Linked DNA regions of Homo sapiens: region 2 is linked to region 1. Evidence: chromatin loops called from intact Hi-C (ENCODE). Cell type or tissue: GM12878. All regions are shown on one strand.

What was found. A loop is a pair of places that touch in the nucleus more often than their neighbours do. Peaks named below come from ENCODE experiments on the same cell type or tissue, not always from the same donor. Only the 100,000 strongest peaks of a DNase experiment are listed, where the experiment ranks them.
Region 2: it touches region 1 in a loop (2.5-fold over the local background); 1 of 110 quality-filtered maps calls a loop at or near these places.

The regions. Positions count from the first base shown.
Region 1 is chr14:68,209,802-68,212,301 of GRCh38, forward strand. All of the region lies in intron 7 of RAD51B (RAD51 paralog B), which reads left to right. Among named protein-coding and RNA genes, the nearest start is that of RAD51B, 390 kb to the left of the region's middle. RefSeq lists enhancers at 758-957, 1,128-1,407. In GM12878, no CTCF peak of the experiment used is centred here; a DNase peak (open chromatin) is centred at 1,250; H3K4me3 peaks cover 612 bases; H3K27ac peaks cover 2,416 bases.
Region 2 is chr14:68,019,506-68,022,005 of GRCh38, forward strand. All of the region lies in intron 7 of RAD51B (RAD51 paralog B), which reads left to right. Among named protein-coding and RNA genes, the nearest start is that of RAD51B, 200 kb to the left of the region's middle. In GM12878, no CTCF peak of the experiment used is centred here; DNase peaks (open chromatin) are centred at 1,556 and 1,956; H3K27ac peaks cover 1,280 bases.

The sequences.
Region 1 (2,500 bases):
TCGTGATTTTCTTCCTCCTGCTAATCTTTTTAAGTGGTATTAAAGGAAGCTTCTTGCCAGGCAGTAATATTCCTCCATGAGCACACGATCTTTTTCCTTATTTGGCACTGGAATTTCATCAGGCTGTATTAGTCTGAGCGAAACATACTCTAGGAATACCTTTTTTTTTTTTTTTTGAGACAGAGTCTTACTCTGTCACCCAGGCTGGAGTGCAGTGGCGCCATCTCAGCTCACTGCAACCTCCGCCACCCGGGTTCAAGTGATTTTCCTGCCTCAGCCTCCTGAGGAGCTAGGACAACAGGCGTACGCCACCATGCCCAGCTAATTTTTGTATTTTTAGTAGAGACAGGATTTCACCATGTTGGCCAGGCTGGTCTCTAACTCCTGACCTGAGGTAATCACCTGCCTCAGCCTCCCAAAGTGCTAGGATTACAGGTGTGAGCCACCGCACCCAGCCAGGAATATCTTTAGAATAGTTCTATAGTTAGGAACGTTGAGACCAGGTAACAAGGGATTTATTCAATGGGATGACAATTTTTATACACCATGCCTGAAGCAAATAAAGGTGATCAGTATTTATATTGCAGTATTCAAATACTCTGGAGCCAAATAGATAGGACTACCTTAAAAATGTTCTTGTACATGTGGGTTTGATCTTAAAGATATTAGGGATGGTAACATACCATTCTATGTATATACATGACCAGGCCTTAGGTTACTTAAGGGTGATGGAATGACCATTGTGTGTGTCTTGTGTCTTGGTGGCCTTCAGTGAATTCTGCATGAGCTCTAGTAGTAACTGCCACTGCTGTAGTATCATGGAAAAAACACTGAACTTAAAATAGTTTTCTTACCTGTAACAAAATGGACAACAATCTCACAGAGTTTGTGTGAGAATTAAAGGAGAAAATACTTGGGAAGAAGTGCTTTGAAATCTCCATTGCACTCTGCAAAAGCAAGGAAATGCGCTTGTGATCAGTATCATGTTGACGTGGAGTGAGTTACTCCCCAGCTGTTCACGATATGGTCGCCCACAAAGAGCAAGTAGGTCACTTCACCAAACAGAATTCTGTATGTATTACAGAAACTCCCAGGCTGAGTCACCAAGTAAAATGAAGGGCAGTGTGCTCTATTTAAAATGTTCATTTCATTTTCGCATTCCATTCTTTACTAACAGAATGGTTTCACTTCATTTCCAGTCACTTTCATTTTCAGGTTGTCAAGCTTCACTTAGTGTCAGTTGTGTTCCCACACTCAAACATGTGCCTTGTCTTCCTTGATCTTCTCTCTGAGGATGTTTCTCTGACTAATGTGCTGTGGTCAGAACAAGAGCATTGCCACATGGTGCATTTCCTAGGTAGGCATGTCTAAAATCATTAAGTGGCCTAGCTCAGAACATTCTTTGTGACCCTTTCCCCTCCCCACCCAGTGCCTAGTGACTGATTTATCTGAATATAAGGCTACTTCCACTTTTAGTTCAAGGGCCTTGCTCCCTGCCTGCAAGAATCTCTCTAATCACATTGCCCTCCCTCCACCCGCTTTCCCCATTGAAACCAATGTTTGGAGAAGATAGAAGAATGAAAAGAACATCTCAGGTCCTGTTTTTGTACCACCTTCACTATTGTAGCACCTCTTTTGTGTTGCCAACTGAATATGGTATACATGGCTTTAAGGGGGAAAAAAGAAAAATAAAACATAAGAAAGTAGGAGAGCTCCTAGCTTTCTTAAATGAATTAAAGGCCTTAGGCCAGAGTGAATTATATTATAGATTGTAGACTAGATATGGTGGGGAAGGTTACTCAACAACTTGGTTGGGAAATAAATTAATATATAAAACCATCAGATATCAGAGCATAGTTGTGGAAAGTCACCTAAGGAAAGTCATTGTCTCTAGGCCAAAGACTGGCCTAGACGTAAGTAATGCACCAGTGTGTCAGAAAGGGGGTTGGTCGACATCAGAAGCACCCAGAGGCAAACACTGGTTGTGCCCTGTACCCACAGTAACTGTCCATAGAAATGTGAATGTTGGTAGTCTTCAAAGTTTCAGTGTCACTGGCAAGTCCTTCTTTGTTGGAAATTCAATTTAACATTCAAGTTCTATAGCAAATGCCTCCTATTATGATGTCTTGTGTTTACAGTTTGCCTCTGTAAGTAGAACCCTCTAAAGGGAAAAATGCTCTGGTCAGATTGTTATGGTCTGTATGACAGATACATAACTGTTGTAAATCAACACATTGGCATTCTCGTTTGCTCCACCAGTTTGTTGTGAACTTCGTCAGGGGAAGGCATCATGCCTAAGTCTATTCAACTCTGGGATACTGACAAGGTCAAATTTCTGTGCCTGCAAGGCTGGGACTGGACCCAAGCTGTACAGTTCATACAATGAAATAGTGCCATTTAGTAAAAAAGGGAGATAATATGGCACTTGGTTGGAAGTTTGGCTCTAGAATCTGATTGAACTGGGTTTGAATACTAGGTCAGCCACTTACATGCTGTATGA
Region 2 (2,500 bases), 190 kb before region 1:
GTCCAATTATATGTAGATTTTTTTCAAGCAAATTTCCATTGCAAATACAGTATTTATGAGATGCAAAACCTGCATGTATGGAGGGCTGACATTTCATATATGTGAGTTCCAGAGGGTGGACTTTGGAACTTGAGTGTGTGTGGATTTTGGTATATGTGGTGCAGGAGTGGCCCTGGATCCAATTCCCAGTATATGCCAAGGGATGACTGTGATTTTATCAGTTAAGATTAGGATGACTGCGTATAACAAAAAAAGAGACATCTATCTTATTTCTTGTTCGTTCTTACCGTATTGCCACATTGTCCAATATGGCTGCTAGAGATTCAGCCATTGCATCAGTATTACAGCTGGCAGGAGGAGAAAAGACCAAAAAGAATGTGCCCCTTCCCTGTAAGGACATTTCTGGGAAGTTACACATTGCACTTTCTCTTTGGCTAAAATTTAGTTCTATGGCCACAGCTAACTGCAAGAATGACAACCAGAAATATTGTCTTTTGGCTGAGCATAGTGTACCCAGCTAAGCTTTGGGGTTCTTATTTTTAGGAAGCAGAGGAAAATTACCAGATCATAACAAGGTGATGAGCATGGCCTCTAATCCTGCTTTTCTTTTCTTTCTTTTTCTTTAACGGGGTCTCACTATCTCACCTAGACTGGAGTACAATGGTGCAATCTCAGCTCACTGCAACCTCTGTCTCCTGGGCTCAAGCAATCCTCCCAGCTCAGCCTCTCGAGTAGCTGGGACCACAGGCACGTGCCACCATGCCTGGCTAATTTTTTATATTTTTCGTAGAGCCCAGGGTTTCGCTATTTGCCCAGGCTGGTCTTGAACTCCTGAGCTCAAGCAATCTGCCCATCTCAGCCTCCCAGAATGCTAGGATTACAGGTGTGAGCCATTGCACCAGCCTCTTTGCTTTTTTAATGTTTTAACTCTCAGCGTCTTTTAAAAACATCACTTAAAGTTACTTTAAAATTACACTAGAAATACACTTCCTTTTAGAAAAAATTAGGAAATATAGAAGACTAAAAAATAGGAAAAAACTACCTAAAATTGTCCACTATTAACATTTTTGGTGTATATCTGTTCAGACTTTTTCTGTTAATATGTAAATATTCATATTACTTATATATATAGAGTTTCAGTTTGGGATGATGAAAAGGTTCTGAGATGGATGTTGTTGGTTGCGCAAGACTGTGAATATAGGTAATGCTACTCAACTGTACACTTGAAAATGGTTTAAATGGTAAATTTTATGTATACTTTACTGCAATTTAAAAAACATTGATTGTTTACAAAAAGGAGATCAAACTCAACATATTATTTTCTAATCTGCTTTTTAGAGGTAAGAGAATACCTTTCCATGTAAAAATATATATGTTTGCAGCATGATTTTTGTGGCTGAATATTTATTTTATCCTTTAGGTGTACCACCTTTTATTGACAAGAGTGTTGAAGCAAATAAACAGGAGTGTTAGTTCTTTCCTTGTTAAGTGGATTCACAGAGAGCTTTGTGATGCATGAGAGAGGACCTGGGGAAATAACCAGATGATGGAAACTGAATACCCCCCTGGGACCTTACACTGTGTCTGCCTTGTTCAAGTGACTCTCTAAATAAACAGTTTTACTGCTCTGAGGACAATATAGTACCCTTTTGTTTTTTTCACATATAATTATTATTTTTAGTTCATCTAAAAGAATGTCCCAACTAAGTTAATGTTCTATTAGAGGACTCAGGGCAAAAGAGAGGGATAAAGGGAGAACATTGCCTCCTGAGAAATGATGCCTTCACACGAGGATCAGATGCCAGTGATGGCAGCAATGTCTGCAATTTCGATATTGCTAAGCCACTCTCAGGAAGGTTTTTCCTGATTGGAGGTCTGGCTCTCCCGTGAGATGGTGTTTCTCTTACAGCCAGAATGTTTGTCATTTTCCCATATCTTCACTGTCACAGGGTCATTGTCCTTCTAAGTCTTCCCTGCCACTTTTAGAACGTCATTTTTTCACCTACTATAAAATACTCTGCCTCTTTGTTATATGGGTAAACAAATTGCTACCTAGCTAAACTAAGTGTTATTTCTTTTCTGTGCTGTTATTGACATTTGTCCCCCAACTCCCTTCCACTTTACTCTTCATCTTATTTACAGGCATACCTTGGAGATATTGTGGGTTCAGTTCCAGACTGCTGCAATAAAGCAGTTATAGCAATAAAGTGGGCAACACAAAATTTTTTGTTTCCTAATGCATATAAAACTTATGTTTGCACTGTACGGTAGTCTACTAAGTGTATCATAGCATTATGTCTAAAAAATGTACAAGCCTTATTTTAAAAATATGGTTAAAAAATGTTAACAATCATCTGTGCCTTCAATGAGTTGTAATCTTTTTGCTGGTGGAGGGTCTTGCCTTGATGTTGATGGCTTCTGACTAAACAGGCTGGTGGTTGGTGAAAGTTGGGTAGCTATGGCAATTTCTTAAAATAAGACAACAATGAAGTTTGTTGAT